Regions from separate parts of the Homo sapiens genome. Here region 1 is linked to region 2. The links are chromatin loops, found by intact Hi-C in ENCODE. Cell type or tissue: heart left ventricle. All regions are shown on one strand. Links, peaks and the distances in the headings refer to the core of each region. The heading gives the core; the rest is flanking DNA. Region 1 overlaps ZMIZ1-AS1 (ZMIZ1 antisense RNA 1). Region 2 overlaps ZMIZ1-AS1 (ZMIZ1 antisense RNA 1).

Region 1 (8,326 bases), core at 59-8,058, 79 kb before region 2:
TCCCTAGGCTCCAGTCCTTGGGTCTCTGAGGCCCTTGCTCTCTTTGTTCATCTTCCAGGGAGGTAATGGGGTAGATTGGATACCTCTGGGGTCTTGGAAGAAGCTATGACTTATTTACTGTCTACTATGTGGTGAGTACTGTGGTGGGTCCTCCTAGGTATTGAGAATTCAGTTCCCTGATTGAACTGTCACATTGTCTTAAGTTAGGTGCCGCTACCATCCCCCTTTCAGAGGAAACTCAACTGTGAATGACTTGCCCAAGATTGGTCAGGATGGGAACTCGGGCCCCCATGAACAGAGTTTCCTGTTGTCCCCTCAGCCCTGGCTCTGTTCATCCATAGACTGTGTAGCCCCAAGCAAGCTGCTTTCCCCCTCTGAGCCCCTGTAAGGTCCATGGTGCCATCAGGACTCACTGGGAACTGTGTGTCCAACAACCTCACCCCCAAAGTCTCAGCCTCACTGGGCCTGGAGATCTGCTGGTGAGACAAGAGAGGACAGTGCCATCACTTCCTCGTGGCCCAGAGCTGGAAGATGCATCCTGCTCAGCCCCTGCAGGCCCAGAAGTCACCTGGCTCCACTAGGAGGGCATGGGCAGTGTGGGGCCGCCAGGTTGTACCAACCTTCAGAGCACACTCAAGTGCTGTTAATTTCCCTGTCCTGTGGGAGCCACCAGCAGATTGGGGAGAGGACCATTGCTGGGGCCTGGGCCCAGGTTTCAGGAGGCAGAAAATCTGGAGGCCAGCAGGATGGTGGGGGTGGGAGGCTTGAGGTCCCTGAGGGAAGCAAAGGACTTGTGTAGGGTGCGGCGAGTATGGCCTCCTAGGCTGGGCTGGGATGGGGGCGGGTACACAGTGGGGATTCCCACCTGTCCAGGAGCTGCCTTCTCTGTCCCCACTCTCCACCTCTCACTTCTGGAACTTAAGGGAGCCAGGGAACATCTAAAATTGAGACTAGAGAGGTGGGAAGAAAATCTCATTCATTGAGTACTTACTGTATGCCACGCACTTTGGAAACATTCGTTGTATTCTCTCCACAAGCCAGGTGTCATTCCCTGCTAAGGGAAGAGGCTCAGAGAGGTTAAGTGACCTGCTCAAGATCTCATAGCTGGCTGAGCATGGTGGCTCATGCCTGTAATCTGTGCACTTTAGGAGGCCAAGGCAGGGTAGATCACTTGAGCTCAGGAGTTCGAGACCAGCCTGGGCAACATAGCAAGACCTTGCCTCTACAAAAAATACAAAAATTAACCAGGCATGGTGGCACATACCTGTAGTCCCAGCTATTTGGGAAGCTGAGGTCGGAGGATCACTTGATCCTGGGAGGCTGAGGCTGTAGTGAGCCATGATTGTGCCACTGCACTCCAGACTGGGCAACAGGGCATGACCCTGTCTCATAAAAACGAAACAAAACAATAAAGATCTCAGAGCTGCTAAGTGGGTGGAGCCGAGATTGGGCTCCAGGTTGGGCTGGGCCTTGAGGTTGAGAATAGGGACTTGCCCTCATCTCACTGCCAGGTTATGGTGCAGATAAGGTAACCTACCAGGTACTTTGGGGTGAAGTAAAGACTCTCACCCACTTGCCAGGGAATGACCAGGGTGCCTCCCATGGCAGTGAGGTAATGGAGATTACATTTAGAGTTCACCCCTTGGTGGATACAGGAAGCATTTGGGCCCTGCCCAGCTCTGAGCCCTGTGCCTCTAAGAGGTGAGTGGTTGGGTCAAGCAGGGAAGATCTATGTCCTTCAGCGAATTAGGCTCCCCTGCTCTGCCTCCCCCTCATTTCCAATCAGATGGCCCCTCCATTCTCTGAGCCCACACCTTCCCATCCTCCAAGGCTTGACTCTCCAATGTCCTTCCCTCAAGCCAGCCGTCTTCTCACTTTCTACCATGGAGTTCTGCCCTATGGTTCGAGACCCAGTTCAACCACCAACCCCTTCTTCAGATGGGAGTCACAAGAGAATAGGCTGGGAGCCTGCCTCAGGAGCCGGGACACCTATGTGCCCAGCCCGCCATTGCCTGACTTGCTGTGTGGCCTGAGCACATCACAAACTCTCCCTGTGCCTGTTCCCCATCTGCCAAGTGAGAGAGTGTGGGATATCCACCAGCACTTTTGCCTCTGATTGTCCTAAGATTCTGTAGGTCTGAGCCTTTAACCCTTGGACTGAGCTACAGTTCACTTTAGAGTTTGAGGGCGGCCCTGCTTTAGGGAGGGCTTTCAGAGGGGGCCATTTAGTGGAGTAGGGACAAGAAAATACCTGGAGGGAGCTGCTCAGAACTGTGACTATCTAGGACTGTGAATAGGTAATGACCCTAACGCCTCCCTTCATGAGGCACCTCTCACCCTCTGAGCCTCACAACAGCCCTTTTGTGGGTGACTAAGCTGAGCCCCAAAAGGAGGTGATGGCTTTCCCTGACTGCACCACTGGGAAGCACCAGAGCTGGAACAAGAGCCAGGTCTCAGCCAGGCATGGTGGCACATGCCTGTAGTCCCAGCAACTCGGTGGGGGGACAAGAGGGGGTGCAAGAGCCACATCTCCTCATGCAGTGTCCCCTCACCTGCGTCAGGGCCCCTCCAGAGGAGCAAGTACATGCGGCACTGATGAGGAAGTCTGGGACAAGCGACCTGAGGAGGACCATGCCTCCCACTTCCTTCCTGATAGCTCCTGCACCCCGAGAGGGGTGGGGGAAGGTCTCAGATCCTCAGCATCTCTCCTCCTTCTGGCTGTGCAGTCCTCCAGCCTCAAGACTCATGCTTCCTTGCCCTCACCTCATCCTGTGGCCATGCAGGGTGACTTCCAGAATTGCCAGCATTATGTACATACTCTTACCTCTGTGCCATTGCTCATGCTCTTCCTACCTCCTGGGACACACCCCTCCCAGTCACCAAGGCCACATCTGCAACCACTTGCTTGGAAGCCTACCCTGATACCTCCACCAGATGTGCCGTCTTCCTTGTCTTAACCCCCATATGCTGCTCTCCCAGCCTCCAACATCAGCATAACCATAGGAATTACTTGTGAAGTTCCTGCTATGTTCCAGGCATTGAGTAGCTCATACACATGAACTCCTCCCATCCTCTGAGCTATTAGTATTCTCATTTTACAGATGAGGAAACTGAGGCACAGGGAGTTTCATTTCCTAGTATGACACCTCACAGGCTAGGGAGGTATTGTGTTACATGGCCCTCTTCTGTCAAGGCTGCAGGTCATAGGATGGCTCACTGCTACATCCCATCACCCAGTGCAAGGCCTTGGGGGCTGACAGGCCATCCGGAGCAGGGGAGGTATAGAGGCCCACAGGATGGAGGATGACCAGAACCAGCCCTCTGGGGGCTCACAGTCTCTCAGGAAGGACTGCCCACACCAAATGCCATTCTTTTTTTTTTTTTTTTTTCTTGAGACAGAGTTTTGCTCTGTCGCCCAGGCTGGAGTGTGCAGTGGTGAGATCTCGGCTCACTGCAAGCTCCGCCTCCCAGGTTCACACCATTCTCCTGCCTCAGCCTCCCGAGTAGCTGGGACTATGCCACCATACCCGGCTAATTTTTTGTGTTTTTAGTAGAGATGGGGTTTCACCATGTTAACCAGGATGGTCTGCATCTCCTGACCTCATTATCCACCCGCCTTGGCCCCCCAAAGTGCTGGGATTATAGGCATGAGCCACCGCACCCGGCCACCCAATGCCATTCTAAGAGTTCGGGGAAGAAGAAGAGTTGGCATTGAGTGGGTCCTGGAAGGCAAGCTCTGGTGGGGCTGTGGGGAAGCCAGAGTGGGGCATGGACCTGCCTAAGGTCACACAGCAAGCAAGTATGAGACAGCAGCAGGGCTGGGACCTGGAGCTCCCAGTGTATCATGCCTTCTTGCACCTTGCAGCCAGCTGTGGGGCCCCTGCGACTGTGCTGTTTTCAAGGACACACGGTCCCAGATGCCTCCACAATTCTGAGCTGTTCAATGAGTGGCTCTGGTCCTTCTCCCCCCTCTATTAAAATGGAAAAAAGAAAGAAAGAAAGAAAGAAATCCAGGCATTGTTCCTGACTGCAGCTGGTGCCAACCAGAATCCCACTGAACAGAATGGAGCCGAGAGCCCGGCTGCCCAGGGGCCTGGCTGCTGACACAGGGCCTTTCTATTTTGCTTTCCACTGGGGGCCCAGGCTGACGGTGCAGCCCCTCCACGGACACCCTCTCCACCTGCCTCCCTGGCCCTGGCTCTGAGCCTCCTGCTGCCTTCACCCTCTTTGCAAAAATCAGATGGCACTTGGGGGAGGGTTGGAGGAGCACCCCCACCCCCTGCTTTCCTTCTTCATCCACTCACAGCCTGGGGTGCGCTGGGCCTCCCTCCCCGCCAGCCTGTCCTCCCACCCTACCAGGAGGGGACTTGGGATGCTTGTCTGGGAGAGCGACACAAATCCCTCTTCCAAAATCGTTTGAAACACTTGTCTGATTCTAGGACATATGAGGATTTTCCACCCCACCCCCACCTGACTTGGCAGGTGCCAGTCCTCAGCTCACACATTAAGGCCTCTTGCAATAGTGAAGGTCTTGTGGGGGAAAGGGGAACATGATGAACAGCTCTACAGAGACAAAAACAGTTTTTTAAGTTGCTAGTTTGCCTTCTGCCTTTGGTCTTAGGAGGAAAAAGGACTTCTCCAACTCTCCCTTACCATCTTCATTTCATCCTCTGCTTCCTGCCCCTTTCGTGAGCTGTCTGGTACTCAGACCTCCTCTCCACAGGCTATTGGCTAGTTTGACCCAGATTACCCCAAGCAGCAGTTCTAAGAGAGCAGCATCCTGGCCACTGTCCAGTGTCCACCAGGGACCCTTGGGTTGGCACTGCCACCACAGCCAGCTCTCCTGGCACCCCCTTCCTCCTGTGGACACAGCTCTTTAGTTTGTAAAAAGTACTTGACGTCTCACGCAAGTGCCACAGCAGCCTCAAGAGGCAGGCAGGGATTGCTAACCCACTTCGTAGAAGAATAAACTAAGGGTTCAGGAGGCATAATGGTTTGGCCAAGGTCAAAGGAGGTGACAGAGTTGGGATTTGAACCCTGGTCTCTTGATTCCATGTCACTAAGCTGCAGTGGGGACTCAGGAAGTGACGGTGTCAGAGGATGACATTCCCAGCCCCCACCACCTCCACCCGACCAAATGCTGCCAGGAGACAGGATCTCAGACACATCGATTCCTTTAAGGAATATTTATTAAATACTTGCTGTATGCCAGATCTCCAACAGTGAACAAAACAGATTTGGTCCACACTGCTGCAGAGCTTATATTCTGAGACAGACACCAGACTTCGTGCAGAAAGATCCCCCTCTTCCTAGTTGCCCAGCCCATATGTCCTAGAAGGAACCGTGAGATGGGCAGCCAGAGACATAAGTTCTAGTCCTAGCATTGCCCCTGACTCTCCATGTCACCTTGGACCGAGTTTTCCACCTGAGAAATCCAAGCATGTGGCCCCTCACACATTTTCTCAGGTCTCTTCCCTACTCCCAGTCTCTGGGTCTAGTGGTTCATGATTTCCCGGCATGAATTATCCTGATTTAGTTTTTTTTCTTAAACCCGACTTTTCCTAGGCTCTTAGAGCCAGAACAGGGCTTCTGAGATCATTTGCTCTGAGCCCTTCACTAAGAAAGAACCCCTTAGCCTCGTTCCTGCCAGGAGGAGACTGTCTTTGCTTGTACTCTTCCAGGGACGGGCTGCTTGCTCCCTCACATAGCAGACCTCTGCCAGTGGTGTGCTGGTAAATGTTTAACAGCTGGCTCCCCAAAGTGGGGAGAACCTGGTTTGTAGTATTTGCCGATGTCTACGGTGTAAATACCCCCACCATGGCCAGTTTCAAGCTGCCGACCAGAGCCAGCTGGCACAGCTGGTTGGTTCCATCAACCAGCTCGCGCAGTTCCTGAAAATTTAACAATCGGCCCTTGTGAGCCATATGAACAGGCTCCAACACACCATTTCCCCTGCCCCGCAGAGAAGTCTTGTCTAGCTTTACTCATTGGGAAGTTCTTTCTGGTATTGAGCAAAACATCTGATTGTCAGGAACTCTGGCCTGAAAGTCCTGAACTACTTCTCTGGGGTGTCACAGGACAATGGGGACCCCATGAAGGCCTTCTCTAATTGGTGGCAGCTCTTGACTATGTCTTCCTGTGAGAGGAGCAAGTTCCTGGGCCAAATGGGGTCAGAGCATAGCCACCCTCCCATTCTGCCTTTCTCTCTCCCTCTTCACCTCCCTTCCTTCCTCTCTTTCTTTCACAAATATTTCCTGGGCCCCTGTGACAATGTCAGACACTGCTAGATACTGTGGATTCAGCGACCCATGTCTTAGCTTGCGCAGAGATGCTGCCCACTCTGTGAAGCCTGTCCTGACCCCCACCCTAGCCCCTCCCGCAGTGGGCAGTCTCCTCCCCTCCCAGAGCCTTTATCGCCCCTGTTTGGCACTTATCACTTTCTACCTGGGATTGCAGCTATTTGTGTACACGGCTTATCTCCCTGCCAGACTGAGAGGCAACGTGGGCCTGTTGAAAGAGCGTGGACTTTGGAGCCGCATGACCTGGCCCTCAATCCCAACCCTGCGACTCAGAGCTGTGAGCCCTCGGGGAGCTCACAACACCTTTGGGAGCCTCAGTTTCCTTATCTGTAAAGTGGGGATGGTGATAACTACTTCCAATGTGGTTTTGAGCAACTGGTAGGATTAGAAATGTCAACCCCATTTCCTGCTCCTGTCTGGACTCCCATCCTCTTGGGGACAGAGATTGTGTGCAATACTTCTCTGTAGCCTCCTGGTAATAATAACATAACAATATTAATAACAATGACCAACACTTACACAGCAATACCATACATAAGGTAAGAGCTTACATATGTTAGCTCATTCATTCTCACAACCTTGTGGCATTGGAAGCATTATTCCCATTAACAGATGAGCAATCTGAGGCACAGAGGGGTTAGGTAACAAGCCCAAGGTCACACAGCTAGTGAGTGAGAGAGCTGAGATTTGAATCCAAGAAAATCCACCTCAAAGCCTTAGCTATTGAATAGTATGGCTTCTGGAGGGGTGTGAGTGTATGTGCCCATGGTTCACTGCAGCCTTTGAGCATCCTTGCCCTGACCTGCAGGGTGGGGGTGGAGTGATACAAGGAAGACCCTGGTCTGCGCATTAGGACATCCTAACAGGTGAGTGGTTAGTGCTGAAGAAAGGAGTGTCCCCAGGTATCTGGAGGCCAGGGGACTAGAAGGTGATAATCAATAAGGCAATCAGAGGAGGCTTCCCGGAGAGGTGGCGCTTGCCACCAAATGAGGATGGACAAGGCAGGGCGAACAGGAGGACCAAAATTGTAGACATGGGAGAGGTATATTAGGGTTTCACCTAGGTGTCAGACTAGACATATTCACTGGTTCTGGTGGGTGGGATGGAGCAGAGACTGTGAACTTGGGGAGGGGCATGTTGGTTTCCCAGTCTGTGATTCAATAGGGAATGGAGGACATTTTCAGGGGCCTTGAGAGCCAGTGCAGGCCCAGGAGAGCTGAGAGTCACCTGTGCTGCCCTCGGGGCCATATTGGCATTTTGCTTCTCTGCAAGCTACTCTGAGATTCCAAAGTCCTGGGTTCCCGAATTCAGCTGTGCCAGTCCCATCCCTCCATTTCTTCAAGCCTCAATTTCTCCAGTTCAGAATGGGCATAAAGGGTGGACCTTGCATGCCGATTAAAGGATGAGATAGGGCTGTGTGGGGATGGGCCTGACGCTCCTGGGGCAGGAAATGGGGGAAAGGTACTGCGGGGAGGGAGAGTGGGAAGCTGGGAGAGAAGGAGGTGGTGCGAGGAGCCCTGTGTGCTTGGCCAGTGAATCCAGGTCTGCTAAGCTGGCCCTAGCTGGGATTCTTCCAGCACCCCATACTGCATTTTCCCAAGGCTGCCTGACTCTGCTGCCTCAAAGCAGTCTTCCTCCTGGGCTTCTGCAAGGATAGTTCTGGGTTAGATCCTGTTCCTCTGGCCAACCCAGTTGAGCCCAGCCATGTCCCTTGGAGAGCACTCTTCATGTTCCAAGGGCTGTTTTAAATGCTCTTCCCTCATACTAACTAGTTCAGTCCTCACAGCCACGCTGTGAGTTCCCTCATTTCACATAAGGAAACTGAGGCACAGAGAGGGTAAGCCAGGTGTTCCACAGGGTTCCACGGCAGGGAAGGCGAAGTCTAAGGGATGGGAATAGCCCATGGAGCCAGGAAGGCGGGCCCAAGGGATGGGCCTCTGAACCGCCTTCTCACCCTTTCTGTATGGGAAATTATGACCATTGTGAGTCGTCCCTCTCACACGTTTCTTTTCTGCTCATCTCAAGGT
Region 2 (8,326 bases), core at 318-8,317:
ATCTAATTTTAGAACATTTTCATCATCTCCCAAAGAAATCTTGTACCCATTAGCAGTCACTCCCCATTCCTTCCTCCGGCTCCCACATACCAAAAAAGTCTTGAGACTGGCATAATGAATTCCTTTTACCCCACCACCCAGCTTCCATCATAATCCAGTTCCATCCTGGCTGCCTTATCTTTCTTTGCTGATGCTGTTGCTGAAGAATCCTAAATCCTCTCTATTCCAAGTGTATTCTGTGGACCAGCCGCATGGGCTTAGCCAGGAATTCGTTAGAAATGCAGAATCTCAGGCCCCACCCCAGTCCCTTTGAATCAGAATCTGCCTTTTAATAGAGTTCCCATGAGATCCATGTATGCAATAGCATTTGGGCAGCTCTGGGATAAGAGTAAGCTTGAGTCTTCATGACATGTCACCTTCATACACTTCAATGTGTGTCTCTGACATAGGAACATCGTCTTCCATAACCACCAGGCCATTATCACAATGACTGAGATAAGCAAGAATTTGGAACTTCCTCTCTGAATTCCCATTCTGAAATTCCAGGTCCCAGCTAGGAATGCAGTGTAGGAATTGAACCCAGACCCGTCTGGCTGCACGCCTTTCTTCCCTCCACCTTCACCATTCTGAGGCTGTCCCCAGACAGCTGAGAGGCTTTGAGCCATGCCCATTTATCAAGGGCAGCCTGGAGCCTTCAGCAGAGTGCCTTGCAGACACTGAGACACCGGGCTGCTCACTCTTTCTCTCTGAATGGCTGTGGTGGTAATGGTAGCACCTCGGATGATGACCAGCTGACCAGATGACCATAGTCAGCCTCTCAGGCACAGCATTAGTGATTGATAACAAAGGGGACTGCTGGCTGGGCCAGGGGCCAACCCACCACTGACCTGCTGTGTGACCTGGGCCAGCCCCTCTCCCCTTTGGAACTCTTTCTTAGAGAGGCCAGACTAGGGAACCTGGGCTTGGTCCCAATACAGCAGGGTTTGCCGTGTGCCACCATCACTGGGCTCACCCCATGGCCATTCTGGGCGCCAGCACAGTGGTGTCTCTGAGTAGCCTTGTCCCTTCTCCCCTACCTGAACTCCAGAGGGTATTTGTTGGGGAGAGGGGCACCTGCTTGCTAAGAGGAGCCCTATGACAGTGGAGGCTGGGTTCTTTGAATTTGGTGTCATGAAGTGGAATCAGTCCTAGTGCCCTTGAGGCCCTGCAGGGACCCTGGCCCTATCCTCGGCGTCCTAGGGGGAGCCCAGGGGAAAGGCAGGCCTGGGCATGGCTCTCTGGGAGCTGCAGGCTGAAGTGGAGGGAAGACTTGGAGCAGCTCATCCCCATCCTGGCATCAACTGAAGTCCTCCAGCCTTCTGATTTTAGGGATGGGTAACCCAACATGGCACAAGAACTCAGGGCTTCTCAGAGCCCTTCTGACTCTCACGATAAGGGCACCGTGTCCTGCCCAGATGAAAGGCCATGAAAGTGCTAATGGGACTCTGTCCCCATCCATTGAGCTCCCTTCTCAGTAAATGGGCAGTTGTGGATACAGGATCTGGTGTCAGGCAGCCTGGGCTGAAACTCAGCTCTTTCTTACTAGGTGTGCCACCTGAGGTGAAGTGTAGGGTAGCTTTGAGTCAGTGCTGCTTCTTATGGAAACGAGGTGTGGTCATCACCATATCCATCTCAAAGTGCACCCGGGAAGATTGAATGGAGGTAAGCAACCTGGCACACAGCACCGGGGCAATAGAGGTCAGCTGCTACTCTTATTTATTTATTTGAGGCAGAGTCTTGCTGTGTCGCCCAGGCTGGAGTGTAATGGCACAGTCTTGGCTCACTGCAACCTCCGCCTCCTGGGTTCAAGTGATTCTCCTGCCTCAGCCTCCCGAGTAGCTGGGATTACAGGTGCCCACCACCATGCCTGGCTACTTTTTGTATTTTCAGTAGAGACGGGGTTTCACCATGTTGGCCAGGCTGGTCTCCAACTCCTGACTTCAGGTGATCTGCCTGCCTCGGCTTCCCAAAGTGCTGGGATTACAGGCATGAGCCACTGCACCCCACCCAGCTGCTACTCTTATTAATTAGCATTATGGGCCTCTGCCTGGAAGCCCCAGTGTCTTATTGAATGTGGAAGGCCCTTAACAACCTGGCTTTTGATTTCCTCTCTTGCCTTAACCCCCCTTCCCCATCCCTGCTTTCTATGTTCCAGCCCAAATGATCTTTAATTGTTTCCTGAAATGAGTTCTTCCCTCCAGACCTTTGCCCATGTTCCCTCTATCTTTCCTTTGTACAAATTTAGACCTCAGTTCCCTGGCAACCTCCCCAGCCCATGATGGCATGGAGGGTCCCTCCTGAGAGCCATCCCTCATATGCACCCCCAGGATCTCTATTGCCATTGCTTGTTTACTTGTTGTCTACCCAGCAGACTGTGAACTCCAGGCAGCAGGGCAAAAGTCCCCAAGTCTCTAGTACCTGGTGCAGGTCCTACTTACTGGAGGTTCCCAGGGAATCTTAGCTGAATTATCAGAAGGATGAGTGGTGTCTGTCAGTATACAGTTAGTGTCTAATGAGTGTGGGCTAACTGCAGTGGGAAATTAGGGCCCAATAAAGCATGGTGCATATTTGTGGGAAGTGGTGGTCAGGAAAGGTTTGCTGTGAGAAATGAGGCCATAACACGTCCTTGGGAGATGCTGCTCAGGCTGAGAGAAGGGAGAGGCATTTAGTTGTCCTCCATGAATGTTTATTAAAGTGCCTGACTTACTTAGCAGGCTGCCCCTGATCTCAGGAAGCCGTTTACCCATACTATGTGTTTGGGGAGCTAGATCTCAGGTGGAATTTACATTTGAGACAAATGTATTGTTGATTGACATGGAAAAAAGCTGTGGGAACTGGTGCTTCAGAGAGAGAGTGATACTTGAGCAGGGCTGTGAAGAATGCATAGGAGTTCATAAGGTAGGTAAGAGAGGACGAGCAGCATGTGCTGAGAGAACAGACCATGAGAAGCCATTGAGGGAAGAAACACGTTTAAGGAATGTTGGAAAGTATGATAGGGCTACATTCAAGGTGACAAGATGAGGCGGTATATTACCAAAATGTGTGAATATCAGGCTATGGAGTTTGGACATTATCCCACAGCTCATTCCTTCAGGTATTTATTCCACTAATATTTACTCAGCACTTACTATATATTAGACTGTGCTAGGTACTGGGCACACCTCAGTGAAAAAATAAAGGTCTTGTTCCCTGTCCCTGTGGAGCTTAGAGTCTAGGAAGGATCCAATGAAAATGATCAAGCAGTAAGCAACATAGTCAATCCAGGATCTTAGGAAAAATGAGTTCATAGTAGCTGAAGTGGAGGATGGATCAGAAGGCAGAGGTGAGGAAACAGGTCAGAAGGAGGCTGGAAAGCGCACAGGCCAGAGATGAGTGTCTGAGCCTGGGCGGTGTGGAGGGGATGGAGAGGAGGCGACGTGTGATAGATCAGAAATGGCTGCACATCGTTGCTGCTCCTCCTATCAAGAAATAGAGTCTAATTTTTGGCCCTTGCATTGAACTGCTTGATCAGTAAATAGAATGTGGCAGAAGTGATGTTTGGGACTTCCAAGGCTGAGTCATAAGAAAGCACACAGGTTGCTTGGGATCCTTGGAACACTCCATGTGGAAGCCTTGAGCCCCCATGGAATCCAGTTACCCCAAGGCTGCCACGTGACAGGTGCTCTGGAGGACAGTTTCAGTGGAGCTCTGCCTTCCAGGCGTCCCCATCATGATGCCAGACATGCGAGTGAAGCCAACACAGGGCTTTCAGAAGGGCCCATCCACCAGCTGAATAGTACTTGAGTAGCACCCATGCACGCCATAGGGACTGGAAGATTTACCCGGCTGAACCCTGTGTGAATTCCTGATCAACACAAATCTCAAGATAGAATAAAATCGTTTTCATTATCAGTCACTAAGTTGTAGAGTAGTTTAGTATACAGCAACAGAGAAACTGGAACAGAATGGAAGACAGAGGCCCTCAGAAGGCAAAGCCAACAGGGCCTACCCTCTAGATGGAAGGAAGAATGCCTGTCACTAAAGGCGGCGTTGAGGGATTGGGGCATTGACATTGGAGTTACCAGATTTAGGAAAATAAAAATACAGGATGCCCCGGTGAATTTCGGGTAAAGAATGAATACATTTGTAGTATAGTATCTCCCGTGTTGTATGGGACATACTTATACTAAACACTCATTGTTAACCTAAAATCCAAAGCTAACTGAGCACCCAGTATTTCACCTGGCCACCTGGTCCAAGTTGGGGAAATGATCTGTGTAAGGGCTAGAGGTGGAGATCTAGGAAGACATCTAGGAAGCCTGAGAGATGATGGGGTGAGGGGCCCTGGGGTCAAATGTGTAGGGTCCGGGAAGCCCAGGCAGGGGGCAGACTGTGCCACTGGCCGTGGAGAGTCCATGTGGGTCCATGTGGGAACTGGAGCATGTTCCCTTGGCAAGTTTCTTGGCTGTGGCTGTGCCTGGGCCCCCTCTCAGGAGCCACACTCTATATGTGGTGCTAGTGACCGGGACAGGCAAGTGCAGCCCTCTCTGCCCTGACGCGCCACCTCCCTGCAGCATGTGAGGAATGTGGCCTGCTGAGAGCTCCCTGCATGGCTGTGGCTGGGTGCCCAGGCTGCTGTCCATCTGCCCTGCGGAGGCATCTCCTTCCCCATCCCATCCTGTTGGTTCTCCTTGCAGACTGCTGTCCCATTAAATCCACAGACTTCTCCTCCACATCTTCAGAAATGCTGACACACGAGCACTGTCTGGAGACTTGTCTGCTGGTGGTGTGTGGAGCGCTCCCCGGAGCAGGGCTGGGCTGAGGTGGCAGAGAGCTCTCCTCCCTCCTGCAGGGCCTGGGGCTGGGGGACTCCTGGCACTCTCCACTCTCTCTTCTGTTCCCAGCCTCCTGGAGAGCCAGGCCTTTTCTAACCCTGGGAAGCCCCCGGGAGAGGTGCATTCAGGCTGCTACTCCAGGGTCTGCTGCTTCTGTCCTGTCTCTCCCCAGACCCTCACAATAGCTGTGTCTGACGTCTCTCACCTGGAGAGGAAGCTGTCCTCCTAAGTCTGCATGCAGAGCCGCAGCCACCTCTGAGCTAGGGGAAGTGTGGGGTTCTGGCCTGGGTTGGGAAGTCCCTCTTATGGCCACACCTCTTCCCTTGGGGCTCTGGCTTGGAGTCCCTTTGAAGCAGGCCTTTCTCTACAACCTCCTATGGCTCCCCATTGCCCATGCATCAGCCTGAATGGCCTGGTTGGCCTCACCCTGCCTACCCCAGTCTGCCCATCACCTTTTCTTCCTCTTGACCCAGACACACCACCCTGGTTGGCAGGAACCTTCCCTCTGCACATCCTCTCCCCCAGCACTGCTCAGACTCCACTTCTTTGTTGGGAAACCATCAGACCTACTGTGTGCTGAGCACTGAGCTAGGTGCTCTAGGGGACACCATGTGATTTGGATGAGGCCCCCCCCTTCAAGGAATGAGGGGTTCCCTTGAGAAGACAGGGAGGTACGGTAGACAGATGGGCAAACCAAGTCAGAACTGGGTGTCTTCCCTTCTAGAGTCAAGAATCTAGAGCCGATCTCTTCAATGCTAGCAAGTGACTGAGTGACCATGACTGAGTGCCCCGAGGTTTCTGAGCCTCAGGTGCCTCATCATGAACTGTAGCCAATGCTACTCTTTTCCTTCCTACCCCACAGAGTGTGAGAATCAAGTGAGACAGCAATTGCGAAAGCTGGGCAGCAACATGTTTCTTAGTGGATAGGGATTATTTTTGTCTGGTGGAGCACATCTTTGTTTATTTGTTTGTTTGTCTGAACATAAAGGGCTGCTCTGCAGAAGCGGAGGACAAATGGTTCAACTCCAGCTGGGTGAGTTGAGGCAGGTTCCGTGGAGAAGGGTCACTGGAGGTGGGACTGAAAGAGCACGAAGGGATTTTCCATGAAGATGAAGTCAAGATGGGGCAGCGAGCGGTGGGAAGGGCGTTTCATTCTCTGCAGATGGCATGTGCAAAGCCACTGGAGAGCAACAGAGCCTGGCATATGTGGCCACCCAGGCTGACACCCAGGGTGTGTGAGGAAGGGTGAGACAGAATGGGGAGCCCAGGGATGCTGGAGGGAAGAGGTCACCCTGGGGTCAGCATGGGAAGGCCTTTGCCTGCCAGCTGAGGAGTCTGGACTTCATCCACTTGACAGCGGGGAGCCAAGGAAGGCTTTTTGCAGGAGTGACACGGTCAAAGGCATGCCTTGCCCCTTCTTGATGCCGTCGTAGCTCCTCTCCCTTTTTTCAAATTTTGCCTCCTCTGTGGAGTTTTCTCTAAATGTTCTGAGTCCCCCGACTCGGGGCACAGCTGATGCTCTTGGGGCTGACCAAGGAGGGGGTTGCCTCCTGTCTGTCCTTCCCCGGTGCCAGCCTGAAGCCCAGTGCTGCCTAGGTACCTCATGTCCTTCACCGAATCTCACTGACTGTCCCAGTACGCATAAACCGTGCTCCTGTCTCTTGCTCTGTGATGTTGGCATGAAATACTCAGATGCCACCACAGCAAGGATTGACCCACATCTCTGGGGTCAAACCAGCTCGGAGGGGCCAAGTCATGTCTCGATTTGATTTTCCTGGATTAGAGTCAAGCTCAGTGACTGTAACAAAAACAGCACCCCCTCCCTTGGTTTAGAAGAGTTGTCATCCCTGGATCTGGCGGCTCTGGGCTGTTTTTATTTTTAACAACCAGAGTTGCCTTGTGGCTGGAGGTGAAAAGCAAAATGCATAGAGAGCAGAGAGGAGGCTGTGTCTATGGGGTCCCTATGGATGGGGGCACAATCATCTCACGAGCGCCTTGGTGACGTCGAGGCTGCACCCTCATTCATAGCCTCCAGGAATTCTCTATGTAGATCTTAAAGTCCCAAAGGGTACTCTGGTTCTATTCTTAACTCTGTAAGAATAAGGGGGATACTTATAACTCTATAAGTATAAGGGAGAAACTGAGGCCCCATGTGGGATGCATCAACTCAGATCACACTGGGGGTCAATGGCAGAACCGGGAGTAGAACCGTGCTTCTTGCTTCCTGGTGGGTGCATTTTTTCCCGGCCCCAGCTTGGTTCTATGTATGGGGACTAAACTGAGTCAGGGAGAGCTTGGAGGGGAGGTGCTGGAGTTGAGATAGAGCTGGAAGAAAGGGAGCTTCAGTGACAGACACCGATGCAAAGCTGGGACAGAGCTGCTGGGGAAGATCTGGCTTAGATTTGGCCAAAAATTGTACACTGCTCATTTTAAATGCTGTATGGTGTGCCCAGTTCAGCCACCCATCCGCTGGAAAGGGTGGAAGGCAACACAATACTTTTTTTTTTTTTGAGATGGAGTCTTGCTCTGTTGCCCAGGCTGGAGCGCAGTGGCCCGATTTTGGCTCGCTGCAACCTTCACCTCCTGAGTTCAAGCAATTCTCCTGCCTCAGCCTCCTGAGTATCTGGGATTACAGGCGTGTGCCACCATGCCTGGGTAATTTTTGTATTTTTAGTAGAGATGGGGTTTCACCATGTTGGCCAGGCTTGTCTTGAACTCCTGATCTCAGGTGATCTACCCAGCTCAGCCTCCCAGAGTGCTGGGATTACAATCGTGAGCCACTGTGCCCGGCCAATACTTTCAAGATTTCCTAAGTATGGAAGGAGGAGCCACCCTTAGGCTCCGCTTGGAGCACGGCTGGAGAGGATAGCTGGGCATGAGCTGGGTATCCACTGAGTGCCAGGCATCTTTCTTACCTCCACCTATTTCTCCTGAGCACCTAGTCAGTTCTGGGTGTTGAGGGTATGGATATCAAAACAGAATCCTACACTTTATGGAGAAGACACCCATCTCGACAAGCACTGTTTTTTTTTTTTTTTTTTGAGATGGAGTTTCGCTCTTGTTTCCCAGGCTGGAGTGCAGTGGCAGGATCTCGGCTCACTGCAACCTCCACCTCCTGGGTTCAAGCAATTCTCCTGCCTCAGCCTCCTGAGTAGCTGGGATTACAGGCTAATTTTTTGTATTTTTAGTAGAGATGCGGTTTCACCATGTTGGCCAGGCTGGTCTTGAATTCCTGACCTCAGGTGATCCACCTGCCTCAGCCTCCCAAAGTGCTGGGATTACAGGCGTGAGCCACCGCACTGGCCTAAACAAGTACTTTGAACAGAATGATCTTATCCCCTAGCACAGCATCAGCCTCAGGTGGGAGGAGGGGTAGTCAGTGGAGGCTTTCTGGAAGAGGAGGCGCCTGAGATCAGTCTTGAAAGACGAGAGAATTAAGCAGACTGAAAATGGGGCAGAGTGCTGTCAGCAGA

The links. A loop is a pair of places that touch in the nucleus more often than their neighbours do. Peaks named below come from ENCODE experiments on the same cell type or tissue, not always from the same donor. Only the 100,000 strongest peaks of a DNase experiment are listed, where the experiment ranks them.
Region 1: a loop joins it to region 2, with 2.6 times the contacts of the local background. A loop is called at or near these places in 90 of 110 quality-filtered maps.

What each region holds. Positions count from the first base shown.
Region 1 is chr10:79,057,552-79,065,877 of GRCh38, reverse strand. It overlaps ZMIZ1-AS1 (ZMIZ1 antisense RNA 1), which reads left to right. Exons shown (of 10, transcript NR_024431.2): 3 at 59-131. Among named protein-coding and RNA genes, the nearest start is that of ZMIZ1-AS1, 5.7 kb to the left of the region's middle. In heart left ventricle, for the core only: no CTCF peak of the experiment used is centred there; no DNase peak of the experiment used is centred there.
Region 2 is chr10:78,978,391-78,986,716 of GRCh38, reverse strand. All of the region lies in intron 5 of ZMIZ1-AS1 (ZMIZ1 antisense RNA 1), which reads left to right. Among named protein-coding and RNA genes, the nearest start is that of ZMIZ1-AS1, 85 kb to the left of the region's middle. RefSeq lists a silencer at 4,265-4,456 and enhancers at 5,136-5,215, 5,695-6,195, 6,196-6,696. In heart left ventricle, for the core only: no CTCF peak of the experiment used is centred there; a DNase peak (open chromatin) is centred at 4,606.